Regions from separate parts of the Homo sapiens genome. Here region 2 is linked to region 1. A link is a loop called in an ENCODE intact Hi-C map of the cell type or tissue named here. Cell type or tissue: CD4-positive, alpha-beta T cell. All regions are shown on one strand. Each heading gives the region's core, and the rest is flanking DNA. Links, peaks and the distances in the headings are about the cores only.

Region 1 (16,806 bases), core at 3,858-11,857:
TTCTCTCAAAACTCTCCATATCCTCCTCCCTCTTATTTTTTACTTGATTTGTGACATTAAGCAAATTAATTAGACATTCTAGACTTCAAGGCTGTCCTCTGCAGTTTTAAAGTGAGAGTGAGATATTTTTACAGAGGTATTTTTGTTTTCCTGCAATACCGTGTACGTTGCTTATTGTATGAATTTTTGCTTCACACAATTTTAGAGGCTTCTACAAAACCTTAATATCCAGGTAGTGAGTATAAAGTGAGGTGCTTAATCGGAGGGGATCTTTAATAGTATTACACAGAGTATAATGTGGAATCCATGATTCTGACGAACAGGTTAAACTGTTTTTATCTTGAACCCCAATAATGATCTGATGCAAAAATCCTCAATATCCGTGTTGTGGTAAATGGTAGAATTTCTTTCTTTTGTTTTTTATTTTGTTTAAGGCTGAATAGTATTCTGGTATGTGTGTGTGTGTGTGTGTGTGTGTGTGTGTGTGTGTGTGATATGTATACACCCATACACACTGTATTTTCTTTATCCATACACCCATTTAAAGGTCTTACATTTAAGTCTTTAATCCATTTGGAGTTGATTTTTGTATATGGTATGATATTAGGGACTAATTTCATTATTTTCCTCATGGATACCCAGTTTTCTTGACATCATTTATTGAAGGCACTGTCCTTTCTCCATTGTGTGTTCTTGTCAGCTTTGTTAAAGAGCAATTGATTGTAAATGAATGGATTTATTCTGGGCTCTCTATTCTATTCCATTGGTCTATATGTCTGCTTTTATTCTAGTATCATGCTGTTTTGATTACTATAGCTCTGTAGTATATTTTGAAATTAGGAGAACAATGCCTCTAGTTTTGTTCTTTTTGCTCAAGATCGCTCAAGATGACTATTTGGAGTCATTTGTGATTCCAGATGAATTTTATGAATTTTAGGATTTTTTTTTTTGAGACAGATTCTTGCTCTGTATCCTAGGCTGGAGTGCAGTGGCATAATCTTGGCTCACTGCAACCTCCACCTCCTGGGTCCTCGTTCAAGCAATTCTCCTGCCTCAGCCTTGTGAGTAGCTGGGATTAAAAGCACGCACCACCATGCTCAGCTAATTTTTGTATTTTTAGTAGAGATGGGGTTTCACCATGTTGGCCAGGCTGGTCTTGAACTCCTGACCTTGTGATCCGCCCTCCTCAGCCTCCCGTGGTGCTGGGATTACAAGTGTGAGCCACCGTACCCGGCCAGGATTTTATTTTCTATGAAAAAAAAATTCAGGATTTCATTTTCTATAAAAAATGTCATTGGAATTTGAAAATGTTTAATAGAAATGACAAGGGAAGGCATCCTTTTCTTATTCCTGATCTTAGAGGAAAAGCTTTCAACTTTTCACCATTTGAGTATGATTTTAGCTTGGGCTTGTCATACATGGCCTTTATTGTGTTGAGGTACATTCCTTATATACCTAATCCGTTAAGAGTTTTTATGATGAAATGATGTTGAATTTTGTCCAATCTTTTTTCTACGTCTATTGAGATGATCATATGGATTTGTCCCTTATTCCATTAATGTGCTATATCACATTTATTAATTTGTGTATGTTGAACTATCCTTGCATCCAAGGGAAAAATCCTACTTAATCATGGTAAATTTTTTTTTAATATGCTGTTGAATCTTGTTTCCCAGTACTTTGGTGAGGATTTTTGCATCTAAGTTCATCAAGGATATTGGCCTGTAATTTTCTTTTCTTGTAGTGTCCTTGACTGGCATTAGTATAAGGATAAAGTTGGCCTTAAAAAATGAGTTTGGAAGTGTTTCCTTGTCAATTTTTTGGAAGAATTTAGGAAAGATTGGAATTACTTTTTCTTTAAATGTTTGATAGAATTTACTAGGTTATAGGCTTTTCTTTCATGGAACACTTTAGATTACTAATTCAATCTTCTTACTCATTACTGTTCTGTTCAGATTTTCTGTTTCTTCATGATTCAGTCTATGTGGATAGTATGTATCTAGGAATTTATCTATTTCTTCTAGGTTTTCCAATTTGTTTGCATATAATTGTTCATAGTAGTCCTTTATGATCTTTTGCATTTCTGTGGTATTAGTATATTGTTTTCTCTTTCATTTATAATTTTATATATCTGAATTGCCTGTCTTAGACTAGCTAAAGATATATCGATATTATTTATGTTAAAAAATTTAACTTTTAGTTTCTTTGAATTTTCCTATTGTTTTTCTGTTTGATCTATTTCTGTTCTGATCTTTGTTATTAATACTTATCTTCTACTGACTTTGGGCTTAGTTGGTGTTTCTTTTTCTACTTCTTTGAAGTATAAACTTAGGTTGTTTATTGAAGATTTTTTCTCATGTAAGCATTTATCACTATAAAATTCCCTATAAACTGCTTTTGCTGCATCGTATCAGTTTTGATATATTGTATTTTCATTCTCATTTGTCATCTTTCTCATCAAGATGATGATATCAATCTCATTAAGTTTTTTTATTCCTTATTTGATATTTTTATTGACTGACCCCTTAGTTGTTCAGGAGTGTGTTGCTTTGTTTTCATGTATTTGTGAATTTTCTGTGTGTGTTTGAGAAGAATGTGTATCCTGCTGCAGTTAGGTGAAATGTTTTGTATATGTCTATTGGATTTATAGGGTTGTTCAACACTGTATCTTTATCAGTTTTCTATCTGGATGATCTATTCAGTGTTGCAGGTGAGGCATTGAAGTCTCCTGCTATCATTGAATGCTGTTTGTCTATTCATTTCTGTAGTGTTTGCTTTACATATTTAAGTGCTTTGATATTGAGTAGGTATTTATTTATTTATAGTTACATCATCTTGATAAACTGATCCTTAATCATTATATAATAACCTTTTTAGTCTTGTTTTACAGTTTTTTGACTTAAAGTCTATTTTATTTAATGCAATTACTGCCATCCTTGCTCTCTTTTGGTTACCATTTGCATGGAATATCTTTTTCCTTCTGTTCACTTTCAGCTTATGTGTGTCCTTACAGCTAAAGTGATCTCTTTTAGGCAGCATATAGTTGGATCTTGCTTTTTAATCCATTCATATACTGTATATATTTTGATAGGAGAATTCAATTCATTCATATTTAAAGTAAGTATTGATAGGTAAAAATTTACTACTGCCATTTCGTTAATTTTCTGACTGTTTTGTAGTTTCTTCATTTTATTCTTTCTCCCTAGGTGTATTCCTTCATGATTTGATAATTTTTATGCTTTAATGGTATGCTTTATTCTCTTCTCGTTATCTTTTATGTATTTACTGCTGGTTTTCTCTTTGTGGTTACCAAGGGGCTTACATAAAACATCTTATAGTTATAACAGTTTATTTTAAGCTAATAACAAATTTAACTGTACACAAAAATGCTACACTTTAACATCTTCTCCCACGTTTTATGTTGGATGTCACAATTTCCATTTATATATATTATGTATCAATTAAAATTATTGTAGTTATAGTTTTTTTAATTTTATTATTATTATACTTTAAGTTTTAGGGTACATGTGCACAACGTGCAGGTTTGTTACATATGTATACATGTGCCATGTTGGTGTGCTGCACCCATTAACTTGTCATTTAGCATTACTATGCAGCCATAAAAAATGATGAGTTCATGTCCTTTGTAGGGACATAGATGAAACTGGAAACCATCATTCTCAGCAAACTATCGCAAGGACAAAAAACCAAACACCGCGTGTTCTCACTCATAGGTGGGAATTGAACAATGAGAACACATGGACACAGGAAGTTACAGTTATTTTTAATATATTTGTCTTTTAATTTTATACTAGAGTTAAAAGTGATTTATGCACCACCATTACAGTGTTAAAGTATTCAGGATTTGACTATATTTTTACCTTTATAATGAGCTTTATATTTCATATATTTTCATGTTGTTAAGAGTGCTTTTATTTCAACTTGAAGAATTCCCTTTAACATTTCTTGTAAAGCAAGCCTAGTGGTGATGAACTCTTGTAGCTTTTTGTTGTTGTTCTGGGAAAGTCCTAATCTCTCCTCCAATTCTGAAGGACAGCGTTTTCAGGTATAGTATTCTTGGTTAAAATGTTTTTTTCTTTTTGCATGTTGAATATATCATTTCTATTGTTTCCTGGCCAGCAAGGTTTCTTAGAAATCTACTGATAATCTTATGTTCTCTCATATGTGATGAACTGCTTATCTCTTGGTGCTTTCAAAATTCTCTGTCTTTGGCTTTTGAAAATTTGATCATAATGTGTGTTGTTAAAGATCTCTTTGTATTTAATCTATTTATATTCCTACCTTTATAATGGGTTATATACTTCATATATTTTCATGTTGTTAGAGTCCTTTTCTTTCAACTTGAAGAACTCCCATTATGATTTCTTATAAAGAAGTTCTTCGGACTTCATGGATCTGGGTGTTCATTTCTCTCTCCAGATTTTAGAAGTTTTAGTCATTATTTTTTTACAAAAGGCTTCTGCCCTCTTTTCTTTCTCTGTTCCATCTGGAACTTCCATAATGCATATATTGGTTTGCTTGATGTTGTCCCATAAGTCCCACAGGCTTTTTTTTTTTTTTTTTTTTTTTTTACTGTTTTTCATTCTGTTTTCTTTTGGTTCCTCCAACCGATTAATTTCAAATGTCCTGCCTTTTGCTCAAAGATTATTTTTTTCTGCTTAATTGAGTCTGTTATTGAGACTCTTTATGAAATTTTAAAATTCAGTTATTGTGCTCTTTAGCTTCAGAATTTCTTTTTTTATGGGTTTTTATCTCTTTATTAAATTTTTAATTTGTTCATATATTGTTTTTTAAGATTTGTTTAGTTGACTGTGTTATTTTGTAGCTCACTAAGCTTCTTTAAGAGGATTATTTTTATTGTTATCAGGAAGTGCATAGATCTTCATTTCTTTAGGGTCAGTGTTGGGTGAATGTATGTTTAGCATTGTTATATCCTCTTGCTGAATTGATCCCTTTATCAGTATATTATGACCTTCTTTGTTTCTTTGTATGGTTTTTGGCTTAAAGTCTGCTGTATCTGATATAAGTATAGCTACCACTGCTTGATTTTGGTTTCTATTTGCGTGGAACATCTTTTTCCATCCCTTTACTTTCAGTCTATATGTGGCCTTACAGATGAGATGAGTATCCCGGTGGGTCATATTTTTTTAATCCATTCTGCAAGCCTGTGTCTTTTGAGCGGAAAATTTAATCCATTTTTATTTAAGGTTATTATTGATATGTGAGGGCTTATTCCTGTCATTTTGTTGATTGATATCTGATTGTTTTGTATATACTTTGTTCCTTTCTCTCCTCTTGTCTATCACTGTGGTTTGGTGGTTTTCTGTAGTGTTATCATTTTCTCTTCCTTGTTTATATATTTGCTCTATTAATGGGTTTTATGTTGTGTGTTTTTATGATGGTGGATATTTTTCTTTCACTTCCAGACATAGGATTCTCTTAGGCATTTCTCGTAGGTCTAGTGGTGATGAATTCCCTTAACATTTGCTTGTCTGAGAAAGTCTTTTTTTCTCCGTTATTTATGAAGGATAATTTTGCTGAGATTAGTATCCTTGACTGACAATTTTTTTCCTTTTAGTACTTTGACTATATTATCCCATTCTCTCCTGTCATGTAAGGATTCTGCTAGAAATTTACTGTTAGCCTGATGGGGATTCATTTACAGGTGACTAGATACTTTTCTCTTGCTGTAGTTCAGAATTCTATTTGTCTTTGACTTTTGACATTTTGACTACAATGTGCTGTTGAGAAGACCTTTTTGAACAGTATATTTTTGAAGATCTCTGGGCTTCCTCAATCTGGATGTCTACATCTTTTGCTAGGCTTGGGAAGTTTTAATCTATTATCTTGTTAAATAGGTTTTCTAACCCTTTAGTTTTCTCTTTGCCTTCTGGGACCCCCAAAATTTGAATACTTGGTCACTTTATGGTGTCTCATATGTCATGCAGGCTTTGGTCATCCTTTTTTATTCATTATTTAAAATTGTTTTCTGGCTGGGTCATTTTAAGAGACCTGTTTTCAACTTCTGAGATTCTTTCTTCTATTTGGTTTTTCAATATTTTCTTGGACCTCTCAGAGCTTCTTCAAGATTAATATTTTGAATTATTTTTCTAGGAATTTGTAAATTTTTCCGGATTGAAATCTCTTGCTGAGAATTATTGTGATCTTTTGGTGGTGTCATATTTTCTTGCTTTTTCATGTTTCTCTTGTCCTTATATTGATATTTGTGCACCTTATGTAACAATTGCTCTTTTCAGTTTTTGGATTAACTTTCATAGAAGAAGGATTTTTCCTGAAGATATGTTAAAGTTGTTGGTTGGCAAAGGTACTTTAGCTTTGATTCTGAGTGCATGCAATAGTGTAGTCTCTGTATGATTTCTTCAGCTGTGAATAGCATCAGAGGAATCTGTGATTTCCTCAGTGGCTTGGCTGAGGTTGTTAGTAGAAGCTGTCGTGAGGCATTGATGGGGATAGGTATGCCAAGTGGGCCAGTTCTCAAGCCCCAGTGTATCAGTGGCAGGCGGAGTGTGCTTGACCTAGGGCCACTCAGTGGCATATACAGGCACTGGTGTTACTGGATCCAGGTGGGCCAATTCTTGGGCCTCCAAAAAGCTTGTTTGTGTACTGGCAGTTGTAGCAGTGTGCCAGTTGTGTGGGTGGGTCCTGAGGTCCCTGGACGTCATACCCCGCATGGGTGATGGGAATAGCAGTGGTAGGATAACCCTTAGGCTCCCAGGTGGCACTTGCTAATGTTAGCAGTGGCAGTGATGGGCTGGGCAAGGCAGTCTCCAGGTTCGTAGGTGGCACATGTGAATGGGTGTATGTGGCAGTGTTGGCAGCAGAGTGAGTGGGCCCATCTCCAGTTCCTGGGAATTAGTAACTTTTATAGTTCGTTTTCAAATGCACTTATGATTTCTTAGTTAAATCTCTATTTCATTTATTTATTTGTTTACTTATTTTAGTTTAGTGCTTGCTCTAGGGTTCACAAATTGTATATTTGCATTACTACAGTCTACCTTTAAATAACATATCCATTATGTTATAATGGTCTGAGAACCTTACAACAGTGTACTTTTGTTTTCTCTCTCTCATTTTTTATGCTGTTTTTGTCATACATTTTACTCTACATGTGTTATAAACTCAACAATATATTATTATCCTTCATATTTACACAGTCAATTTTCTTTTTTAGAAATTAAAAAATTGAAAAAATCTTATATGTTTACTCACATATGTATCATTTCCAGTGCTTTTTGTTCTTTTATGCAGATAAAAATTAGCATTTGGTATCATTTCTTCTTGCTTGAAGAACTTGTTTTAATGTTTTTTGCAGTACATGTCTGTTGGTGGTGAATTATCTTAGATTTTGGTTATCTAATAAATTCTTTATTTTATCTTAATTTTTGAAAGATATTTTTTCTTGGAATAGATTTCTAAGTTGATAGTTTATTTCTTTCAATACCTTAAAAGTATTGTTCATTTGTCTACTGACTTGCATAAGTAGCTAATGAAAAGTTTGCATTCATTCTTCTCTTTGTTCCTGTCTATGTAACTGTTTTTTGAAGGGAAGTTCTGAAGTTCTGAGTGCTTTTAAGACTTTTAAAAAATCACTAGTTTTCAGTATGTTGATTATGATGTGCTTTGGTATGGTTTTGTTTATTTTTACTCTGGGGTTCTTGGATCTATGCATTTATAATTTTTATCAAATTTGGAATAGCTTTGAGTACAATTAATTCAAATCTGTTTTCTAATCATATGTATGTTAACTGCTTGATATTGTTTCACAGGTTGCTAATATTTATTTTGGATAGCTTTTTGCTATGTGCCAAGTTTGCCGATCATTTCTTTGTTAGTGTCTAATTTTGTGTTAATGCCTCCCAATATATTTTTCATTGTAGCCTTCTCTAGAAGTTTTACTTGGATCATTTTTTATTATCCTCCATTTATCTCTTCATTACTTTCAAGTTTTCCTCTATTTTCTTGAACATGTAGAGTTTATTTATAATATCTGTTTTTATGTCCTTGTCTGCTAACTTTATCACCTCTGTCTTTTTTGTGTCTGTTTTTATTGGATGATATTTCTCCTGGTTATGTGTCAGACATTTCTACTTTTTTACATTTCCAGTATATTTTTATTGCATGCTAGACATTACAAATTTTACATTGTTCGGTGTGATTTTTTTCTCATATTTTTAAATAGGCTGAGACTTTATTTTGACAACCAGTTAAGGTATTGAAATCAATTTTATTATTTTGAGACTTGATTTAAGCTTTTAAAATTGCCACTTTAGAGCAGCCTGTAATCTGGGGATAATTTTGCTCTTATACTAAGGTGATGTCCTGAGGATTCTACTTAATGATCAAGGTATTATAATATCTTTCCATTCTGGCTAGTAAGAACACAAACTATTCTCAGCTTTTTATGAGGAGTTTTCGACTTCTTGCTTTCTGGTGATTCCCCAGTCTTTGTGGCTTCATTCTCAGGTCTGCAGCTAAGTACTCAATTAAAGATTCAAGGATACCTTTATGCAGATCTCCAGGGCTCTTTGATTCCTCTTTTCAACTAAGTGAGTCTCCTAGGCTCTGGATTCTTCCCTTTGAACCACAGTCTGCAAAGTGAACATCTGGGAATCTGTAGGGCTTACCTCATTTGTTTTGCTGCCTATTGTCCAATGTCTAAAAGTCATTGTTTCAAATATTTGTCCATGTGGTTCACTGCCTATGGCTTATGAATATCTGTTTTGCATTTCCTACATTTGGCCCTGTTCAAAGTTATTTTATCCTCAGTGTCCCAAATGGAACTCTATTATTCACTCAGTCATGGTTTAGACATCATTGACATGCCATGTGCTGGAAAGTTTGTGAGGCACTAGGGAAACAGAGTGAGTGAGACAGAGTCACTATCTTGGAGAGCTACCTGAGTGTGTGGGAAACAAACTTTTAAAATTATAATTGGGCTATACGGCTACAATGTCTGCTATTATGAGAGAATTAATGATGTGTCGTGGGAAACCAGAGGAGGAAATAATTAATTATAACTGGGTTGGGCTAGGATCAGGGAAGAGTGGTTAAAGATGATTTCACGTAGGAGGTGACTTAACTGTGGTACAACTCAATAGTCTATGTCTCACAAAAAACTAATAAGCAATGAAACAACTTTTTGGCATAAGGGTTATAACTGTTGGAATTCCTAGTAAAGTTAACAAACTTGAGCACTTAAAACTTATAATAATATAAGTATAATATATATTATAATAATATAATATAAAACTTAAAATAATATAAAACTTATAATAATATAATTTTTTCTCCCATACTTAAAATGGGAGAACAAAATAGATGAGAAGTGAAGTACCATGGCAAATTTTAAAACCACAGTTCAATAGCACTAAATAATTTTTGTTTGCTTATTCCCTTGAATGATCATTCCATTTAATATTCATGACAGTTGTAGGAGATAGTGTCTTTATTATCAGCTCTCTTTTGCAGATAAACTGAAGTATAGACAGGTTAAGTAAATTGCCATAAGCCCTGCAAATGCTATGTGGCAGAGTTTGGATTCAGGCTGAGGAGATTGTAGGGTACCAGAACTGTAGTCTTAACTGTTGTTAAAGCAAACTAAGTATGGGTCCTGAGGACTCCCTACTTCCATAGTTGAGTCCTTGTGGATGAACTGTAACCTAGTTTAATAGTTAGACAAAATTGAAAACCTGACTTAATAGTATGCACCTGTAACAATGGCTGAGTGTTGGCCAATCCCAGCAGCCAAACTTCAACCACTCACAGACTGCTGGATGTCCAAACTGCATTCAAATAAGGCAAATGCTGAACTGTGACCAATCTCACCGTTTCTATACCTCACTTCCGATTCCTGTATGTCACTTTACCTTTTTTGTCTATAAATTTGTTCTGACCACAAGGCACCCCTGGAGTCTCTGTGGATCTGTTGTGATTCTGGGGGCTGCCCGATTCACGAATCGTTTATTGCTCAATTAAACTCCTTTAAATTTAATTCAATTGAAGTTTTTCTTTTGTCAGTTGGTGTCAGAAGCGGGATCCGAAGTGGAACTTCTAGCAGCCCCCCAGGACCACTGCATGACCCACTTGTGTCCATTGATCTCTCAGAGCAGTTGGGGATCCTGGGTAAGCTCCCTCTTGGATTTCTGAGCTCCACGGATTTGTGTTTTCATCTCTCCAAGTTTCTTTGAGCAAATTTCTAATCCAAACTGGGTTTGGAGTAGTTACAGAAACTGGATTGGGTCCAGGAACAGATTTGATCTGGGAATTAACTGGCTTAGATCCAATCAGAGGCCTCTTACATCTGACTGGGTCAAAAAGGACTTGGTAGTAAGCAGTAATATTGCAGGGGTTACAAAATTTGGCTTTTGAAAATTCACAGGGATTTTTGTGTTATACCCCTTTGTTTCATTTTTCTTGCATGCTTAGGTAGGAAAAAATCATTGGCTAAGTTAATCAAGAGAACCTGAGTGTGAAGCCAATATTTTAGGTAAAACTGTGCTCCTTAATTTCTGGAAGACTGAATTCCTTCTGGCTTATATTTTAGGCCTGGGAGGCAGCGAAATCTTACAGAAATGGCAAAATCTTACTAAAGATAAATTACAGTGGAAGTGAACAACAATGCATTGAAGTACATTTAAAAAATGAGGGCTCTCAGTAAAGTCCGTTTTGGCTAAGAATGGATTTGGCACTACAGCATGTCAACTCAACTGCTATTCTCTTTGGGAGAATCTGCCTTGCATTCTTTGCCAATGGCTGTGGGTGTCAGGATGAGACATGTACAGGTTTGTGGAATATGGGGAACTTTTCCCTCCCTAAAAGGGGAAACTTGAGAGATGATGGGACTGCTGGAAAAGATCCCTTTGCTACTGAGAAGCAGCCACCTGAACTTTTCACTGTCACTGCAATGGGTGACTCTTTCTCTGGCCTCCCTGATCATTTCGCCTTCCCCACTCTGCCACAGGCAATGCTTTTCTCACTCTCCTTTCCCTTTCTTATCTTTTCTATTACTCAGGGAGACCATATTGCCCAGAGATCACAGGTTAAAACTCCTGGTCAGAGGTTGGATTAACAATGATGGGGCCCAAGCAGGGGCAAGTTTGAGCCTTGCCAGTTTGACATTGGGTGCTAATCAGAGTAGCTAATGACTATATTTTGTCGCACATATTTTACTCTGGCCAGAACAATTTTCCTTTATGATGTGGCTTGGCCCCAGTAAGATGGTGTAGCAAGCTGAGTCACTAGGGCCGCTCAGGAAAAGGGAACCCAGAAGCCTGGTGTGCCAGCAAAAGGGTAAGAATTTCTTACTAGTCAGGTTTCTGGCTTCTCTCTCTCTGTGCAAATGTTTGAATGAATGGTAAAAATCACTGTTTATCTCTATCTTATTTTATGTCCTCAGGAGCTTGACCTTGTAACCATGAGGCAGTACTTTCTTTTGGTCTCTACCTTCCAGAGAACAGGAATTTTAGGTTTTATGTCATAGTTAGCTCTAAAAATCATCTTGAGTAGTTAAAGCCCTTTTCAAGATCAAAATTAACTACTACAGATTTCTTCTGGGAAATATAGTAGATATTACTCTGTCCTGTAGTTAAGGTTTTCACTCTTCACGCTGATGGTCAGGGTTTGATTCCCTGCTTAGGAAGTAGGTCCTTTTTGGTTTAATATCTGCATGACTTTGTCTAGTCTCTTCTCCTCCATGTACTATCTTAAGTTTTCCTTTCTCTGAGCACCTGGGAGGTTACCTTTGGTAAAGTTCAACAGCCAGAAATATTGGCTGTTTGGCCTGGCTAAAATTGGGTAATAAAAAATTTTTAAAGGATGTTATTAAAGAGTGCTATGGTTAAAAGTCAGCTTAATTAAAAGCAGATATTCAAGCTCTAACAGCCTGGTCTCCTTGGGAAAAACAGGAGGCACCAGAAACCCCTTTCCTGGCCTTTTTTTCCAAGGGCTCCAACCTAAAGCCAATAATCAATTAAGAAACTTAAAAATTGACAAATGAAAAATCTTACAACTACTGTAGTAATATTCTTCTGTCTGTCTGTGTAATTATATATGTGTTGTGTGTAATGTTTATATAAAAATTCTATGTGTGAACCTATTGGCTAAAGTTAAATGGCATTATTCAGTTTTTTCCCATAAATTGGACATTGGAAGAAAAGGACAACAGAGTTTGCTTACAACATTGTCCTGCTTTGAAAAAAAAATTGTAAAGGGTTATAAAAGGTTTATAAAAATCTTACCATATGGTCAAACTAACTAAACTGAATAGATTTATAAAATGTTATTAAAAAACAAACTAGCTTTACAACTACAAATACACCAATGGAAATATAAAATTTTGTTTTCTCTTTTAAAAAGGATTTTTATGTAGTATTAAAAGATAACGAAACGTTTTCATTTACCTTTTAAGTAAACTACAAAAGAAAAAGGGGGAAAGGGAAAGAAAGGAGACAGAGTCAGTTGGCCTCATGCTATCTCCATTGGGTCTTGTTTGGAAAGCTGAGTCTCCTCTCTATCAGAATAATGTTTTTTCCTTTAAAAAATTTTTGAGCTATCGTTTTGGCTAAATGAATGACTTATAGTAACCTAAGATTCTATTTTGTAATATCCAATGTTTAAAATTTTGTTATTTAACAAACCTTTCAAAATCAAACTCTAGATTATCATGCTAAATTGGTCAATACTAAAATTGTTTAAATATGCAGTTTGAATGAACTCCATGGTCTAAGTCAAATTACCTCTGATAACCCACCTAAATTGAAGAAACAACTGGTATTCAAGAGGACATAAGCCTAGTGTTAAGCATGCACTCATGAAGAACCAGGACAGCCACCTTGTCCTTCCTGATTCCTTAAAGCTTTTGTTATTAAAGGTTCTGCATTCCATGACTTGTCATGGAAAAGATAAAATAACCCAAATTGAGTATATTGATGTGGTGACATAAATTGTGGAAATAGTTTAAAACCAATGTTTGGTTCCATAGTCCTGGGAAGACAATCAAAGCTTCAGGTACATTTGGCTACCTGATGGACCATTTAACATTTATAAAGGGATTTCATTCAATTGTCATTTTCAATGCATGTTTTCTGTTTGTATAAAAGCTTTCCCATGCAAGAGGGCTGATGTTACAACAGTAGATTATTGTGCAACAGTGTATTTTCACCTAGTAAAAAAATCTTTTCATGGTTCACTAAGGACAATCCCTTCATGATCTAGAGCCTGAAGGTAGGATCTTCTGAGAACATCAGAAAAAGACTATCTCTACCATCCACACTACAGCAAAACTTTGGAGCCTTGAACCTTGGGTTCATAATCTCACAATGGAGAAGGGTCCCTCCACACTCCTAGAACTGTACATACATTGGAACCCTTAAGGTAAAACTAACCAGGAAAGTTTCTCCCCAGAAGAAGATGGCATCCTTGATGTAAACTGCTTTTCCCAAGATCACTAATCAAGACTTCTACTATTGAGAGACTTATCTTTGAATATATTTTCCTTGTTTATGTCTCTGAACAATAGAAATGAAAAGGGGGTCTATTATGTGCATTTATTTATAGGGTGTATTTTTATTTGTGAGGGATTTTGCAGCCAGCCTTACACATGAATTACCATATACTTTAATAGATAAAAGATGAAGGCCCAATGTAGGTGAGAAACTTTGGGGGTACATATGTTGCCTCATAATCAGTCAAAACACCTCTTAACCCACATCATGGATTAGAGAGAACCTTGCCAGGAGACCTTCACTCTTCTAGAAGGACATCATTTGTTAGGTCCTTTTTTCATGGTTTAGAATAAAATAGGCAATAATTAGAAATGTCACCCTCACAATAAGCTCTAGTAGAATTTACACATCAATACATCAATACACAGACAACAGACTTTAAATTCTCTTGTGAAAGATATGCTAAATAATAGAATTGGCTAAACATAAAAGTACTTGCACAGCTACTGACAGTTGTGGCCTATGGAGAAGTACATCAAATGTAAATTATACAATTTCAGTTGCGGAGGATTAATGAAAAGACCACTTAGTCAAGCGAGTAGACTCTTCATCTAGCTCATTCTTTAATCTATTTAATTTTATGTGGTTTGGTTTATGGGGACCCTTGGTAAGGAGCATACTCCGAACTCTTGCATTATCCTCCCAATAGTTATAATAATAGTCTCTCTGGGGCACTGTACTCTCTCAAAGGTTTTAAATGTTTGCAAGCAGCCATCTCTAGAATGTCAAATGGTTTCTTTTCAACTGGAATGACAAAAGCTGAAAGAAATGTGTGACCATGAGGACACCATAACCTATGAATCACATGCTTAGACCAGAAACCCAAAATGATGGTAACTGAGAGTGGCGCTAAGGCCCTAAGTTTTGGTCACACTCTCACCTACGTGAGAACTTGGCCAAGGCCAAAAGGGTTTTTTTTTTTTTTTGGACAGAGTTTCACTCTTGTTGCCCAGGCGGGAGTGCAATGGCACAACCTCCGCTCACCACAACCTCTGCCTCCAGGCTCAAGCAAATCTCTTACCTCAGCCTCCTGAGTATCTGGGATTACAGGCATCCACCACCATGACTGGCTAAATTTGTATTTTTGATAGAGACAGGGTTTCTCCATGTTGGTCAGGCTGGTCTCGAACTCCCGACCTCAGGTGATCCACCCTCCTCGGCCTCCCAAAGTGTTGGGATTACAGGCTTGAGCTACCGTGCCAGGTCGGGGATTTTTTTTTGTAAACAAAATTATGGGAGACCATTATTTTGGACTGAGCTCATACACTAGACCCCAACAAACCAAACCAAACTAAAATGGAGTCACTCATGCTAAATGTGACATAATCAAACTAAGGCTTTAAGAAAACACATAGATTCTAGAACAGACCAGGTTTTGTTTTTCTCCTGTAAACAGGATGTTCCAGCATAAGGAGGTACCCTCTACTCAGTCCTTATTCCCTTCTTTCAAAACCCACTGTTCTACTGTTTCCCAGTGGATTTCAAAACCATTTAAGTACATTTACGATAGTGATAGTAACATCAATGGCCAAGATTTTGGTCAATCTCTCAAAACCGAGAAAATGACAAAAGGAGGGAATTGTTAAAGCAAACTAAATATGGTCTGAGAAGGACCCCATACTTCCATATTTGAGTCTTTGTGGATGAACTGTAACCTAACTTAATAGTCAGATAAAATTGAAAACCTAACTTAATAGTATGCACCTGTAACAATGACTGAGTGTTGGCCAATCCCAGTGGCCATACTTCAACCACTGATAGACTGCTGAATGTTCAAACTGTGTTCAAATAGGGCAAATGCCGAGTTGTAACCTATCTTACTGTTTCTGTCCCTCACTTCCGATTCCTGTATGTCATTTTACCTTTTTTGTCTATAAATTTGTTCTGACCACAAGGCACCCCTGGAATCTCTGTGAATCTGCTGTGATTCTGAGGGCTGCCGAATTCATGAATTGTTCATTGCTCAATTAAACTATTTTAAATTTAATTTGGCTGAAGTTTTTCTTTTATCACTGTTGCATTAGCTATCTTTGCTCTCCAAGTTCGATAATGGTTCATATCTTCTTTCTCAAACATCTGGTAAAAATCTTTTAAAATAACTCGAAACAAACACATTTTAAATAACTAGCTACATAAATAAAAACTTAAATACATGTAAAATAATTAGCCATATAAATACAAAACTCAATGGAAAGACTCAGTAACACATAGAACCATAATCTATTATTCATTTATGCTTCATGGAGTGGATTTCCTTTTAGAATTATCCTTGGGAAAACTGTTACATATGTGGTGCATGAGTAATCAAAGATATTCAAATAGGATAAATATGATACACTATTTTCTATTTTTCCATCTATCAAACTGATAAAGATCTGGACAGTATTAATAACTAATGTTAAAAGTGTGTGAGAAGAGATACTCTTACATATTCATCATCACATTGAAAATTGATAACATTTGGAGGCTAATTTGGAAATATATAATAAAAGTCTTAAAATGTTATTTCTTTTGACACTATAATTTATCACCAAGGAATATATTCTAAAGAAATGATTATAAATGCACACAAAGAATTATAAATTAGAAAGTTCATAATAGTGTTATTTAAAAGTGAGCAGTCATAAATTAAACAATATTAAAACGATAGAATTGGTTAATTATTATATAATACTTCTACTTGATTAATATTATGTAGTAAAAAACATTTATATGCCAATACAATAAATAGGGCATAATTTCAATTTCATACAGACCTACACACACAAGTGACTCTCAAGGCTTGTGCTTATCACATGTACTTATTTGTTCTCTTTTGTTCTAAAACTACAACCATGAATGTGAATTCTTTTTACAACCAGAATCACACACAAAAAATAAAAATAAATAAATCCAGCATCTAAGAACAGATTTGAAAATTTTTGAGCTTAGATAAGTATATTCAAGAAAAAGCAAGGAGGGTATTACACAATATTCTGCTACATTTATCAGTCTTAGGATGTCATGGTTAATTCAGAAATATCAGAATTATTAGAAATTTTCTTTGGTAACTTGCCCAACTTCTTTATATTTCTGTAAATGTATCTATGTAGATGGTTAAGCATCTTGATTTAAAAGATAAACGGTTTCATCAATCACATAGAAGTTTCATTCACATAATTTCAAACATTCAGGTATTTGGAAATCTATTGATATTAAATGATGAGGTTTTCTTCTGATGATTCCTTTTGTCCTCCCTGACCATCCTGATTGGGAAATCCCC
Region 2 (16,806 bases), core at 5,003-13,002, 57 kb before region 1:
AGCAGTGAAATTTTCTCTTCCTGTTTCAATCCATACAAATCATAGTGAAAGATTCTCTTGGCACAACTAAGGTCCTGAGCCTGTCACATGGCTATATGTAGGTTAAACCTGCCCTGGCTCTGATCACTGGCCCAGCCCTGTGGCAGGTGGTGTTTGTATATGCATGCGTGTGTAGGGGGTGGGCTTGGGTGGGTGGGTCACTATAATTGGCAGTTTCCACAGAATTGCATTCTCTTTTGAGGGGGTAGAAGCAGTTACCTGGAGAAGGAAAAAGGTATTTTAGGTAGACCAAACATCTACATTCACTGCAAGGATGAAGACAGTAACTAAATTGTTCAACTTTGGAAAGAATGTAAATAGAAAGTAGAATAATGATACAAAAATACAGGAGGAAAAAGAACAAATTTGTGGGGAGGATAGGAAATAAAAATGATTATCCCAATGATAAAATATTTCAAGATTATCCTGAATATTTGAAGTTTGTTGGCATTGTAGAATGTAGTTAATATTAAGATGTACTATTGAAAGTAGGATGAGCCTGGCATGGTGGTGTACACTTGTAGTCCCAGCTACTCGGGAGGCTGAAGCAGGAGGATCCCTTGAGCCCAGGAATTTGAGGTTATAGTGAGCAAGCTCTGATTGTACCACTGCACTCCAGCCTGAGTGACAAAGTGAGACCCTGTCTTTAAAAAGAAAATTAGGATAAACTAAAGTAAAAATGATTCGTGGATTAAAGTAATGGGTATTCATAGAAACATAAATTGTCTCAATTACCTGGTTTAAATTTTATCTACTTACTGGCTTAGAATGACATTGGGTGGATTTCCTGGAAGACTGAATCTTCAATGTGGATTTTCAGTGGATTTTTAGTAAAAGGGTATTCCATGAGAAAGAAAGAAGGAACAGAGCTGGGAGTCTGATCTGACGAGATATGGCTTCAAAGCTTTAAAAGCTGGCAAGCATGATGGTGAACTCAACCAGAATGACTAACTGTGATCCCACATAGCCAACCACAGGCAGCCTGAGCACCAGGGGAAATTTCCAGAGAAGACACAAAACAGCCTCATTTAGACTGAGGCTTATGCTAATGTCAGGAATTATACAAGCAGCACAATACAGGGAAGTGTGGCCTACGTTTGGCACTGTAAGGTCCAAAAGTTCATGGATTATTCTTTCCTGAGGAAATAAACAGTTGGAAATCAAATGAGGTAAAAGGAAAGTTACTCAGTGAGAGCAAAGCTTAACTTCTTTAGGGTTCCTCATTAAGTAAATCCATATATATAACCTCTGGAGATGGTAAGACTGTTATAAATATCCACTCCATCCCACCCTCTCTACTGATATAAGATACTGACATCAGTTCTTATCCTAAATCAAGATCTTGACCTACCTTCATAATACAGTAAAACACCACCACATGTCTATGTTGGTGAATTAGAGTACTAAAATGGAAACAGAGTGGGCTCCAAATCCTAGCATCACCACTTGGACATGACACAGTCATTTAAATGCTCAAGGCTCAGTTTTCTCATTTGGAGAATGGGGAAACCTAGGACTAAGAACCTAGATCTTCTATTGTTAATCCAGTGCACCTTCCCCCAAATAACAATATTTTTCTCTCAACATGACAATTGTGCAAACTGAATGAAGCATACACAAAAGTGCTGCATATAGACGGAAAGGGGACTGGCATTTATTGAGCAGCTACTATAATGCAGGCATTTGAGGTTCAAGAATGACTAAGACATGGTCTGCCCCTGAAGGTTATGCTAGACAGACTGACACCCTTTCCACCATCAAATGTCCACATCCTAATCTCCCAAATCTGTGAATATGTTAACTTACATGCAAAAGGAACTTTGTAGATGTGGTTAAGTTAGGATTTTGAGATTGGAAAATTATCTTGGATTAAATATGGGCAGATTCAGTGTCATCACAAGGGTCCATATGAGAGAAAGAGGGAGTGAGGAGAAGCAGAGGCACAGAGAAGGAGGTGTGACAATGGAAGCAGAGGTCAGAGTGAAGTGAGAAAGAGGCCAAGGCCAAGCAATGTAAGCAGCCTATAGAAGCTAGAAAAGGCAAGAAAATGGATTTTCTTCTAAAGCCTCCAGAAAGAATGTAATCTTGCCAACACCTTGATCTTAGCCATTAGACCCATTTTAGACTTCTACCCCCACGCCCCCAAATAGTAAGATGAATTTTTGTTGTTTTAAGCCATGAAGTTTGTGGTAATTTGTAACAGCAGCAATGGGAAGCTCATAACAGTGGCTTGCAATGTATGAGATGAAGGAATCCATAAACAGAAAATCTCAATTCAGTATTGTAGGTGCTATGACAGGGGTGAGCACAGGGTGCTATGGGAGAATAGGGCAGTGCTCCTCACGCAGCCCGTGTGTGTGTTAGAGTTCAAGGAAGGCTGTCAGACTTAGATGAGCTTGGTCATTAAGATATTTTTCTCTTGCCTGTGTCTTCAGTATTTCCCTCTCTATTGTTTTTTCCTATCGGCCTATCAATAGGATCCCAAATATATAATCTCCCATTGTAAAAACTCTTTCTCTATCTTGGCTCTCCTTTTAGCTGTCTCTGTAAGGAGCTATGAGTAAGGAGGATGGGGAGGTAGTCAGGCCTTACATGCTGTATAATGTGCTTGGTTTTTTTTAGGTAAGCAATGGGGAGCCATGGAGGGATTTTGAGTAAGGGGTAGATATTTAGTTTTAGAAATATCACTCTGACAGCATATGGAGGAGGATTTGAAAGGAATACTGAGTCTGGGAAGCCTGTTGGAAGCATTCCTCACCTGTAAAACAGGCATGATAAATATTGCTGTCTCTCAGAGTTGTGTGAATTAAATAGAAATTGGAAGAAATACCTTCAAAGACTATACATACAGGACTGTGCAAACAAGGGTTCTTTTGTTTTACCAAGAAGTGCTTTGTTACTTCTCAGGAAATATATATTTCTATTCACCCTCTTGTGTAGAATCATAGAATATTTGAGCTGGGAAGTATGTGAGCTGGAAAGAATCTGAGAGCTCTTAGATGATGCAATCATTTTATTTACACATTGGAGCTTGGAGGCTAAAAGAATTTAAAGCAACCTGCCAAGAGCATAGAGAAGAGTCAGTGATAGGGTGGGAGCTGGAACTTAGAACTCCTGATGTCTAGACTAGGACTTTTCTCAGTACACCAAGGCTTCTCAAGCTGTTTTTCTCATCCCATGAGATGATCCTGCAGTGGAGGGAGAAACTATTATCAAAGAATTTTGAGATAACAGGAAAAGAGAATGAGAAAATCTCAGAAAATGCAAACGGTTGCATCTTTTACTTCACCACGTATATTAATATCTTAAAAGTTTCTAAGAACACCTGTCCTAAAGAAACTTGTTTAACTTGCATTTCTCAAACTTAGTTGACTATAGAAACCCACCTTTTTGTTTTCATTTTCGCATAAGTTCTATCAGGAGTTGCATGTGTCACTCTTTAGGGAACCCCTTCCTGCCCTCTCTGCATAATTTCTTTCAATTTCTCCCTTTCATTTTCTTTCCTTCTTTTTCATTGTTTGTTCACAAAATTCCCAGCAGGGGTTGAGGCAGCTTATATAACATGTTTTTCAAAAGACCTAAATGAGGGGGATGAGCATGTATTTACGGTGTTTACCACTCTCATTTTGTTAATGTGAATTCTGGCTTTCATTTTATTTAAGAAAAATCAGTGTTTACTATTTTCTCTCCTTCCTCTCTATGCACACTACAGGATTCTCTACATTGATCACTAAGCTGAAGAGACACTGACTCCAGTTAGAAATGAGTATGATTTAACTCAGTCTGATAAATAGGATACATTTTTTTGTGGGGGAAAATTTCCTAATTATATATGTTTACAATTTATAGTAAATATAATAATCAGGCATACCTTATTGCTGTTGCTTAATCATACCATTTATACAGTACTTCCACATTTTTTTTCCATGCTCCTAGTGCCAATATCCTAAAGTCAGCAGAATAGCTACTTTATATGCTCATGTTACAAATGGAAGTCTGTGGCTCAGAAGGATTACTGACTGGTGCTAGTGACCAGAGTGTGGCATGAGGGGGAGAAGATATGTCTTATCCATATTGATCTAATGGTATTGATTTGAATACCTACAAAATGGTTCATAAAGGAGTTTTAAAATTTAACTTCCTAAAGAATTGACTCACACAATTGTGGAGGCTGGGAAATCCAAAATCTGCAGGGTAGGCCAGCCAGCTGGTGACCGAGGGAAAAGCTGATGTTGCAGCTCAAGTCCGAGGGTGGTTGGGGCAGAATTCCCTCTTCCTTTGGGATCTCTGTCTGTTTATTCTTAAGGCCATCAACTGATCAGATGAGGCCCATTCATGTTATAGAAGGTAATCGGCCTTACTCAAAGTTTACTGATTTAAATGTGTAATTGACTTAAATCTCATCTAAAAGTAGCTTAACGAAAAGCATTTAGACTTGTGTTTGACCAAATGTCTGAGTACAATGGCCTAGGCAAGTTGACACGTAAAATTAACCATCACGTCAAGTAACTGATGTTCATGAGTGACACACTCCCTCAAACTAGACCGAGTGAGTGTTGTGTCTCCTGAGGGCCAAAGTCCTCTTTGCTGTTTCCCAGTAAAGAACCAAGAATGGTGAGGAAATAATGCCAACAGTGAACAGGATAGAGAGAGGCTTATTCTAAAAGCTTGAGTCAGAGTGGTCTAGAATGAGATATTTTATTTTAAGGAGACCAGATATTGTCTAGTAAGGTTGATGGTTACCACCCAGCTTCAAAAACTATCAGAGCTGGGGTGGACCCTATAGTTTTCTAGCTCTGCCCCTTCTACAGAAAGATGAAGTGAAGGGACTGAGGCCCAAGCCAAAGGCCTTCTTTAAAGAAAGACTGAGGGAAGTCAAGTCCTCTGAGTCCTTGTCCAATGCCACTGATTTTAAAATACTGAATTCCATGGGACTCTTCAGTGACATTCTGGGGCTGGCCATTCACTGGTGATATAACGCAGTCAGGCAGATCTTAATGGAAGGGGAGTCATTAGAGGATCTGGCTAATTGACTATTTGAATTAACAATGTCTTCAGTTGGAAAACTAATGAGAAACAAGGGGTGTTGGAAAAGGGTCTGGCTGAGCTTTATTTTGTGTACAGACTAAAATGAGGTTTTCCCTAAATGACTATTTTCTTTACCAGAATCACTGTTCACATGGCAATCTAAAAATTTCTAAATATTAGCTAAACTAAGATGTTAATAGTTGAGAAATTAGGAAAAGTGTGATAAAAGCCTATATATAATTTTTAGGGCTGAGAAAATTATTTAGAAACCACTGTAAACAAGTGTTTTTGAGTCTGTATATAAGATTACTGAGTTATTCAACTCTATTTCATGCCACATAGCAACACTGGTCTTTTTTTCCCTATATATTTATTGATCATTTATGTTTCTTTCATGTGACTTTCTTACTTATGGCTTTTCTTAAAAAAAACTAAGAAGTAAAAATTGTACATTTTTATGGCATACAATGTGATATGTGTGTGTGGGTGTATATGTATATTTATATGTATGTATATACACACCCATGCACACATTGTGGAAAGATTAAATCAGCCATTTATCATACGCATGATACCTCACATACTTATCTTTTTTGTTTGGTGAGAGCACTTAAACTCTACTGTACTAGCAATTTTCAAGTACACTGCATATTGCTGTTAACTACAGTCATCATGATGTACAATATATCTCTTGAACTTATTCCCCCTAACTGAAATTTTGTGTTCTTTGACCAGCATCTCCCCAGTCCCCCACCTTATGGCCTCTGATAACCACAATTTTCTCTCTGTTTCCATGAGAGTGACTTTTTAAGATTCCACATATAAGTAAGATCATGCAGTATTTTTGTCTTTTTATGCCTGGTTTATTTCACTTTTTAATGTCCACCAGATTCATCCATGTTGTCACAAATGACAGAATTTCTTTGTTTTTTAAGGCTATTATTCCACTGTGTACATATACCACATTTTCTTTATCCGTTCATCTGTTGATGGACACTTAGGTTGATTCCATATCTTGGCTATTGTGAATAGTGCTGTGATAAACACGGGAGTGCTGATAGTACTTCAAGACATTGATTTAATATCCTTTGAATATATACCCAGAAGTGAGATTGCTGGATCATATGGTAGTTCTATTCTTAATTTTTTGGGGAATCTCCATATCATTTTCCATAATAGTTGTACTAATTTACATTCTCACCAACAGTGTACAAGAGGTTCCTTTTCTCTACATCATCACCAACACTTGTTATCTTTTGTCTTTTTGACAGCAGCCATTATAACAGGTGTGAAATAACATACCTTTGTGGTTTTAATTTGCATTTCCCTGATGATTAGTGATGTTGAACATATTTTCACATACTTGTTGGCCCTTTGCATGTCTTCTTTTGAGAAATGTCTATTCAGGTCCTTTGCCCATTTTTAATTGGGTTTTTTTTTACTATTGAGTTGTAAGATATATTTCTTATATATTGTGAATATTAACCCCTTATCAGATGTATGATTTGCAAATATACTTTTGTATTTTGTTGGTTGTATCTTCACTGTGTTGAGCAGAAGCTTTTTAGTTTGATGCAATCCCCTTTGTCTAATTTTGCTTTTATTGCCTGGGCTTTTGGGGTGAAATCCAAAAAAATCATCCCCCAGACCAAGATCATGGAGCTTTTTCTCTGTTGCCTTCTAGCAGTTTACACCTTCAGGTCTTACATTTAAGTCTTTCATTCATTTTCAGTTGATTTTTGTAGATAGTGTGAGTTAAGAGTCTAATTTTATTCTTCTGCACGTGGATATCCACGTTTCTCTGCACCATTTATTGAAGAGACTGTCCTTTCCTTATGGTGTGTTTTCGGCATCTTTGTTGAAAATATTCAATTTCTTGAGCATTAAACTCTCTCCTATCTCAAGGCCTCTGTAAACTCTTCCTTCCTTGCCTAGAATCCACTCTGGCTCCTTCTCATTCTCTAGGACTTAGGTTAAATGCCATCTCCATCCTATCTAAATTAGGCCCCAAGTTGTTATTCTCTTTCACACCACCTGTTCTGTTTCCTTCATGGATCTTATCACAATTTGTAATTATATGTCTGTTGGTTGTCTGTCCCCTTGCACCCGACAGTAAGTTCCCTGAGAACAGGAACTTCATTAGGCAGGGAAAAGATGACACACGATCGAAGGACACTTTGAGCATGGCTTAATTTTAGGGGAAGTTACACTGGTCGGGGCAAGATATAGAAACACCCACAGGGGATGATTCAGTACCTTAGAACTAGTAAGAGTGGGGCCATTGCCACCCTAGGTCTCTAGGGGTAACACAAGAAGGCAGTCACTGGATCTGGAGGGAGAAATTCATGTGCAGAGGAGCATCCTGGGCAGAGCAGCCCCTTTTGAGAGATGTGTCATGGTTGGCTAGCAGAGTTGGCTGTAGATCAGCCAACCAAGCTGACTCCACGGAGAGGGGGCCGGGTTCACAGATACCCTTACTTCATTTTCCTTTATCCTTCCTAATTTCTACTGGGAACCTGAGGGCAAGGAAACCCACTGATGTCATCTGGCAGAGAGGAGGGTGAGAAAGGTGGAGAGAGGACATGAAAGACGTCTAGTACAAGAATCATGCCTATTAATTCACCTTTACCCCCAGTGTTGAGCACAGGGCACTGTTTATCATTCTTTATCTGCATTTATTCATAAATGCTAATAGATGAAAAATAAAACAAATTTGTTTCCTAGTGTCTGTTTTATTACACGTTCCTTCTCCAATTCTCATTATTTTTAAGAAGATGCTGCTGCTATTGGCCTGATTCAAGTTAATTTGAGCACTTTTAAGTAGATGGGCCTTCAAGGTTTGTCTTTGTTTGAGGAAGGAGAACTTAATGGAATAGACGGTAGCAACCACACATTAGGGAGCCAGCCAGAGGCTGCCAAAGCTAGAAATATTCTTTGAGGCTGCCAAGGCTAGAAATATCCTCGCCCTTTAGAGAACAATAGCTGGCTTTTAAATATTCTGGTATTATACTAGGAAATGAACACACCACTGGATATGGAGTCAGGATGTACACCCTTTGCATGGGAAGGAGGAAAGAGAATGACTGTTATTACTTTTGCTCACATCTTCCCAGTTCCTTTCCTCCATCCCAATGACAAGGAGATGATGTAAACTGAAGCAGCCACTTGGGACCCATATATGCATCCTTGTGTTCAGGATGGCAGACTGCTTACCTTTGGACTGTCCCATGACAGAAATAAACTTTCATCTTATTTAGGCCATTATTTTGTCTCTTTGTAACAGCAGCTCAGTCTACATCCTAACTAAAGTAGAGAGATTGCAGAGGATTAAGATAGTCAGGCTCCCAGCAGGGTCTGTTTTGAGTGAGTTTGAAAGTCTTTCAAAGAGGAATTCAAAATAGGAGAGAGAGTGAAATAGAAGTGGTGCCACTGGGAGTTTTAGTGTGAAGTTAAAAGGATGTCAATTACCATTGCTTTGTGGTCTAAAATAGATGTGAAGGAAGCGATTCATAGTGAAGGTGGCATGTGGATACTCTATGAGATGGCATTGGCACCCAGATATCACTGGAGCAGTTGGGGGTATAATGTTAGTGTCAGGAGTCAGGTGGCAAGTAGGAAAAAGGGTAGATGGTGGCATATCTGGAGATAGTTTATTTTGAGTAGGAGGGCATGGTTTCAATGTTCATTGAGCAGATTCTGAGTCAAAAAATAACTATAACATTACCTAGTTTCTTACTCTATTGTACCCCAGAGTGGTGACCTTGGAAAATTCCTGTCACTTCGCCTACTTATGATAGAAGAGGTTTAGGCCAAATGAAAATCATCGTGCTTTGGTTAAAGAAGGCTGAACTCAGATGTTGATGAGAGAGGAGGAAGCCTGGTTGCCCAGAGAGGCCTTGCTGGTTGGTGGGGAGGAGCAGAGTGCGTGTCACTAGGAACTTAATGTGCTCATTGCCTCAGACTTGACTGATTCTCTCTGGGGCTTAATCAAGATAACAGAACTCACAGGAGATGAATATGTAAATCAGAATTTGAGTTATTCATTTGTAAAGTAGCTATTCCTTTCCAGTGTCTGAATTTTATATAATTATCATCCATGCCCCCTGTTTCTGTTATTAAAGTACGTAGGAAACTGAGTTGCTGTATTTCTATGATTTAAAAATGTTACTGATAATTAGATTACACCATGGGTTAATTGATACTTTTTGGAGAACAAAATTAATACCACATTAAATGTGCTCGTTGGAAGATGCTTACAAATGTTATAAATGTGAAAATATATACATCACTTTTTAGAAATGACGAAATGCTATAATAATACAGTTGTTCTTTCATGAAAAGAGGTTCAGAGGAAATCAGGTGCACTGTTGAGTCTGTGGCCCCCAGACCAAAGGACCTTGGGAGGCATTTGGAAAAAGGAGTGCAAGGCTTGCCTTCCTGGGAGAGCAAGTGAGCTCCAGTGGAGAGAGGTAGGGTGTGTGATATGGACAAAGCATATTCAATTTGGAATAATTTGAATTTCATTTTAGTAACATAGGACATATAATTTCATTTTAGTTTCAAATTAACCTAAAGGAGAATGAAATTTTAATGTTTAAATAAATAGAATATTCTTTAATTCAATGAATATTTTCTTGCATACCTGTCTCATGCCAGCCACCAGGCTAGATGCTGGGGACACCATGATGAACTAGACAGTTTCTACCTTTATGGAGGTGAGAGCTCAGTGATAAAAGTTGAGATACCCTAGGGCAGGCCCTGAGGCAGCTCAATGAAGAGTGATGCCACCTCATCAGTGAATATTCTAGTGGCTACATTAAGTTCCTCTACTTGGGACAATGCTGAACCAACATTGACAAATTTTTGCTCTCTGGCCTTTTCCTAGGCTCCATGTGCATCGACTTCTTGTGTCTATATATTCATTCTGTTTCTAAAATAAATTAATTGAGATAATTTATTAGGTTTCAGGGTTTTTTTAATAAATGCAGTCATTTGTTTTCCTGTCTCTGATCTTCTGTTTCCAGAATATAATGTTCTATAAAGTGTTTTTTGGAGATAACAGATCATACCCATTCAGAACTGATTTACTAGTTCAACCTTCAAAGAGAAGTCTTATTTCCAAGCTCTGATGGGCATCTCAATGTCATCTCAACTTCAATGGTAGAATATGTCACTTGCCGTCAACAACATTTATTAAGCACTTACAATGTGGCCAGCACTGTGCTAGACAGGCAGGGTACAAAGATCAAAAGAGCATGTTTTTGATCTCAAATAGCTTAAGGCTGAGGGTACATGCATAAAATAATAACTAGCCCAATGAGCCAGCTTTTGCCAAATCAGGGCCATTGACAGGAGGTACTAAAGAGTCCTGTGGATGAGAATCATGTTGGCTGCCAAGATTTTGGTAAAGATAGGCTCTTGTTTTGCCTCATTTAAATCCTTAACATTACTCCCATTACCTACAAAGTAATAATCTATCTGGTCTTACCTTACTGCTATATGAATAATTCTTTTAGTGTGGATTAAATTTAGCTTTTATCCAAATTGGCTCTCAGTGAAGTAAAAAGGTATCTTTTGAAGACACTGTGCTAGGCACAACTTGAGAATACTGAAATGTAAGACATCTCTTACATTTAATACAGAAGATGTAAGACATCTTCTGAGCAGCTTTCAGTCTGATTAAGGAGATAAAAGTCCTAAAGTTAAGATATGAAATAACATAAAAATCTATAGTTAAATACTAAACTGTACAATGCATTTAGGGAAACTACCAACCTTGTTATTGGAAAATTTTAATTTAGCTGTCAAAAGCAAAGCATTTCTATTCCAATGGAGTAAAAGACAGTTTACAAGTCCAATAGGTCTCTGCACAAAGTGAGCCTGGGCAAGGAAAGGTTGGTTTGGCCATTTTTGGTGATAAGTTGTGGCAGCTGAGGAATAGAAAGTAGCTGTGTCAGGACTCAGGTTATGCTGAGGAGGGGGTTGCTCTCCTGATGTTCAAACAACCTAGACCTCTAAAGTGGGAGAGTGCCCTGCAAAGGCCATATCATGTGAGTCCCCAATGTCATGTACTTAGAACTCAGCTCTGCTTTCTACTTAAGTCAGTCAGGGTGGAGGGAAAACTGAAACCAAAGAAAGTGAAATAAAGAGTAACATTTATTGAGCATATACTACATTCCAAATATAGTATATGATAGTTATTTTATTTGTATGTTATCTTATTTTCATAAAAGTTTTATATGATACATGTTGTCATTCCCCTTTTACAGGTGAGAAAAGCAAAGCTCATGGAGTCTGAGTGACTTGTCTCAGGTCAAATGCCTAGGCACTAGAGTAGCTGGGATTCAAACTCATATCTTTGTCTCCTAAGCCTGTGCTTTTCCTACACCTTACTCAGGTGGGACACTGAGGGGACAAGTGTCTCTCCAGCGGCAACGTCTCATAGGCCATGCCTGCTCTGTAGGGCAGTAGCCCTGACTTCTGCCGTGCAGAAAGGAGAAGGAAGAAAAAGATGTTTCAGATTGCTTCCCTACTTCCCTACAGTCTGGCTCATTTTTTTTCAAACTACAGGTTTCTGCCAACAGAGAATACCTCCCATATCACCCATATGCACCCTATTTAAAATTGGAAAGTATTATTTAACTCCAGTGGAGCCAGTGAAGCAGCAGAATACAACATCCCCTTGTACGTTGCAGGCATACAGTAAACATTGAGCAGAAAAAAAAAAAAATCTCAACATACCCAGAAGATGAAACAGCTGGTGTTCATCAGCGCATTCCAGTGGAAAATTCATGAAACTGCAAAAAATTCTGTTTAATTCTCACTGTCACCTCTTGCCCCTTGGCAGTAACTCTTGAAGAATAATGACATGAAAGATATATTCAGTTTAGAGTTTTCCTCACTCTTTACCAACACTCCCCAAATTAAGAGTTTTTCTGCCCTTCTTCTTCCTTCTGATACAGGGCAGAAGCAGAGTTGTGTAGTAAAATAAAACACTGATAGAGTTAGGAAGGTCGGGATTCTACCTCTAGCTTGCTGGTAATAATTATATAATTTTGGGCAAGTAACTTTTGATTCTCTGGTCTCTCTCCATTATATCACCAATGAGACTATTGTTATGTTGGGACCAGTATTCACTTATACACTGCTGGTGGAAATGTAAATTAGTTTAGCCACTGTGGAAAGTAGTCTGGAGAGTTCTCAAAGAACTTAAAATAGAACTACCATCTGACCCAGCAATCCCAATACTGGGTATATACCCAAAGGAATATAAATCATTCTACTATAAAGACACATGCACGCGTATGTTTGTCCAGAACTATTTGCAATAGCAAAGACATGAAATCAACCTAGATGCCCATCAGTGGTGGACTAGATAAAAAAAAATGTGGTACATGGAATATGTTCAGCCATAAAAAAGAACACGATCATATCCTTTGCAGCAATATGGATGGAGCTGGAGGCCGTTATCCAAAGTGAATTAATGCAGGAACAGAAAACCAAATACCATATGTTCTCACTTATTAGTGGGATATAAACACTGAGTACACATGGACACAAAGAAGGGAATAGTAGACACCGGGCCCTGCTTACGGGTGGAGGGTAGGAGGAAGGTGAGGCTTGAAAAGCTACCTCTCATGTATTATGCTGATTACCTAGGTGACAAAACTATATGTACACCCAACAGAGACACTTAATTTACCCACATAAAAGACCTTCACATGTACCTCTTGAATCTAAAATAAAAGATGGAAAGAAAAAGAATTAAAAAATAGTAATAATATTAAGTATTCTAGTTCATGAACACAAAATGTCTTTTCATTTATTTAAGTCAACTTTTGATTTCTTAAAGCAATGTTATAGTATTTTACCTCTTTGGTTACATCTATGGCCAATTAATTTATGATAAGGATGCCAGGAGCATTCAATGGAGGAAGAATGAGCTTTTCAACAAATAATACTGAGATAACTTTATATCTACAGGCAAAGAGTAATATTGAATCTCTACCTCATGGCATATACAAAGATCAACTTAAGATGAATTGATGATGTAAATATGAAATGCAAAAGTATAAAATTCATTAGCAAGAACATAAATCTTTATGACTTTGGGTTTGGCAATGGTTTCTATGATATGACGCTAAAAACACCAAAAGAAAAAAATAGCTGAATTGGAACTCATCAAAATTAAAAACGTGTGAATCAAAGAATATTAGCAAGAAGATAAAAAGACAACCTAGAGAATGGCAAAATATTTGCAAATAATATATCTGATAAGGACTTAACATCCAAAATATATAAAGAACTCTTACAATTCAACAACAAAAAGATAACACAATTTTAAAATGGACAAAGGATATGAATAGACATTTATCCAAAAAAGTTATGCAAATGACTAACAAAAGCATGAAAAGATGCTCAACATTATGGAAAATGCAAATCAAAACTACAATGACTTACCACTTAATACCCACTTGGATAGCTATTAAAAAAATGAAAAATGGGCCAGGCATGGTGGCTTACGCTTGTAAGTCCAGCACTTTGGGAGGCCAAGGCAGGTGGATCACGAGGTCAGGAGTTCAAGACCAGCCTGGCCAATATGGTGAAACCCTGTATCTACTAAAAATACAAAAATTAGCTGGGTGTAGGCACGCACCTGTAGCCCCAGCTACTCGGGAGGCTGAGGCAGAAGAATTGCTTGAACCCGGGAGGCAGAGGTTGCAGTGAGCCGAGATTGTGCCACTATACTCCAGCCTGGGCAACACAGCGAGACTCCATCTCAAAAAAAAAAAAAAAAAAAAAAGAGAGAGAAAAACAAAAGAAAAAGAAAAATGAAAAGTAGCCAATGTTGGGGAGGATGTGGGGAAACTGGAATCCACATACATTGCTAATGGGAATGTAATATGATTCAGCAACTGTGAAAAACAGTTCCACATTGAATTATTATATGACCCAACAATTTACTCCTAGGTATATACTCACTAGAATTGAAATCATATACTCAAAAGATTACCTGTACATAGCAGCACTATTCACAATAGCAAAATGTAAAAACAACTCTAATGCCGATCAATGGATGAATAGATAAAAAATGGATAAATACATATTGTGGGGTATCAGTATGATGAAAAGTTATTCAGCCACAAAAAGAATAAAGTACCACAATAAGAATGCACCTCAAAAACATGCTAAGTGAAAGAAGCCTGACATAAAAGGTTACATATTGTATGATGCTACTGACATGAATTATCCAGAATAAATAAATACATAGAAATAGATAGATTGGCAGGTGCCAAGGGTTGCAGGATAGGGGGAATAGGGAGTAACAGCTTAATGTATATAGGGCTTCATTTTGGGGTGATAAAAATGTTTCAAAAGACGATAGAGGTAGTGTTTGTGCAACATTGTGGATGTACTAAATGCCACTGAATTTTCACTTTAAAATTATAAATTTTATATTATGTAAATTTTACTTTAAAACCGGTAAGAAATAAACAGGTCTTCACTTATGTAGTTTTTTAATTACAGGAAATATATTTTGATATAATTCTATCTTCTTTAAAATCCTTGTCATATGGAATTTATGGTTACAACTCTTAAATTGAAAGTTAACACTCTCCTGTAGATTTGAAAGAATCCTGGGGTATATCAGGAACATGTTGATTCTTTGACATGTATATACCTGCTCATCCTGTACATCTACTATTTATAATACCTATTTCAGTCTTGAAGCCTGCAACTTTTCAATTCTATCACCCCCAGCTGTCTGACCTCAGGTCTCTTTTGTTTCTCCATTTTTCTTTTTCCTTTAGTATTGTGTTTATTTTTCTTCTTTGTGGAAAACTGTAGTCTGTATAACTGCTGGGGGAAAAAAGACCTCTGATGGTGAGCTACCAAAATGATCAGGGTGGCAAAGACTGAGTGTAAAAAAGGAATTGGAGTTGGAAAGCCCACGGAAGAGTGTCTGATACTTGACATTGTAGAAGACCACAGTTCATGTGGTCCTGAGTGCATATAAGGCTCTGGTAAGCACCGTCTACTCTGATTTATTTAGTCTCAGTTTATTTTGATTTAATCATGTAGTAAACTTCCAACATGACTGAAAAATTCGATAGATAGATTCTACTATGCCACCAAAAATTGGACTATTTCCAGCTTGGGAACAGGCTGTCCAAAGAGCAGCCATCTTGGTCACACACTCTCTTTATTCCCTCACTCTGGCCTGTTAGTGTGATTAAACTGTAAAGTCATTTTTCTCTGTGAAGCTTTCAATGGCCACACCAATTGACCTCCAGCAGTGTGCAATGTTTAGAAATGTTTTTCTCAAGTCAAGTTTCCATTTTCTCGTTAAGTGCAATAAACTTGCCCAGAAAATGCTTCCATCAAACCCTAACTTTTATTCTCTGGGGCTTCAGTGTAGCACATTGTGTTGCTTATGACATCATAGTCTCCATGGCGACTCCTCAATGAGACTTCTCATGGTCAAAGGTAAAATAAATGCAAACGAAGTTCTGTTCAATCTTAATAGCCTTGGTTATTTATTATTGAGAAAGGAAGGAGTGGGAAGAATTGAATTGTATTACTTGAGGATAACCACAGTAGTTTCAAGCCAAACTTTTAAGAATCTCAATCAGTAATCTCCATTCTTTCAATTTCTTAATAAAAACTGAACCTTTTGAGGCTTACTTGGACAGGTATTCTGGGCATTGAGAAGTGAGAGGAAACTTGACTGAACATGTGAAAGAGGGCCCAGCTAATAAGATTAATACCCCCGCCATAATAAACAGGTTTCGGACTAACTGTGTGATCTTCAGCCAGTCAGTCAAATTCTCTGTGCCAATTACCTCAGGTGCTGAAAGGAAGAAAGTACTTGTTCTGGCACTTTTAGATGGTATATTGAGAAGATAAAATACCTGATTTTTGTATATTTGAGACTATGGATATTTTTGGAGCCAATTGGCAAGAATTATAGTTACCTTTGATAATCAATTGTATAACACATTTCAATTGTGGTGACTGCCACACCCATAATCTTTTCTAAGGAAATGTACCTCCTGCTAAAAGATGGATCTAGACAGCTGTATTTACTTCTATGTGACTCTGCCCCCTGCTATAGCCATTGACTAGAGGTGAACACCTAAAAAAGTCCATAATGTGTCCTGGTATGAAGAGAAGAGGTGAAGAAACCAGATTCCCTCTATTTGGAATTTGCACCGGAAAATTGTTACAAGCAGAATACAAAACCGAGAGTATAGATAGAAAGTAGTCATGAAGAAGGATCAGGACCATGGCGGATGGTGTCCAGTTGTAAGGAAAATAAAGAGAAGTATCAGGATAGATAATGGCTGAGTAGACATTATAAAACAGCAGATACTATGAATTCAGTAAAACTAGAGAGAGGATAAAAACAGTAAGTCAGTCGGTAGCGAGAGAAAGACTGTGATTGTTCCAGAGAGAAGTAGAAGCATGAGAAATTATTTATTCAGCAAACATTTATTAAGTGCCTATTGTACAAGGCTGGGCGTTAGAGATTCAATAGCAAGACAGACATGGAGCCCAAAACTGAACAGATTATTAATTTTTAAAATGTTGTAAGTGCTCTGATAGAAAAAGTATGGTGTACTGCAGGAGTACATAGCAGATACTGCTAACTTAGTCTGAACAGTTCAAGAAAGACTTCCCATTGGAATTGGTCATTTAAGCTCAGACCTAATTAACAAGTAGGAGTAATTCCGGTAA

What was found. A loop is a pair of places that touch in the nucleus more often than their neighbours do. Peaks named below come from ENCODE experiments on the same cell type or tissue, not always from the same donor. Only the 100,000 strongest peaks of a DNase experiment are listed, where the experiment ranks them.
Region 2: a loop joins it to region 1, with 1.9 times the contacts of the local background. A loop is called at or near these places in 1 of 110 quality-filtered maps.

Annotation. Positions count from the first base shown.
Region 1 is chr11:95,608,418-95,625,223 of GRCh38, reverse strand. LOC105369441 (a long non-coding RNA gene) reads left to right here and starts at 9,817. Exons shown (of 2, transcript XR_947931.3): 1 at 9,817-10,164; 2 at 13,234-13,542. In CD4-positive, alpha-beta T cell, for the core only: no CTCF peak of the experiment used is centred there; no DNase peak of the experiment used is centred there.
Region 2 is chr11:95,667,004-95,683,809 of GRCh38, reverse strand. No RefSeq gene overlaps it. Among named protein-coding and RNA genes, the nearest start is that of FAM76B, 110 kb to the left of the region's middle. In CD4-positive, alpha-beta T cell, for the core only: no CTCF peak of the experiment used is centred there; a DNase peak (open chromatin) is centred at 8,979.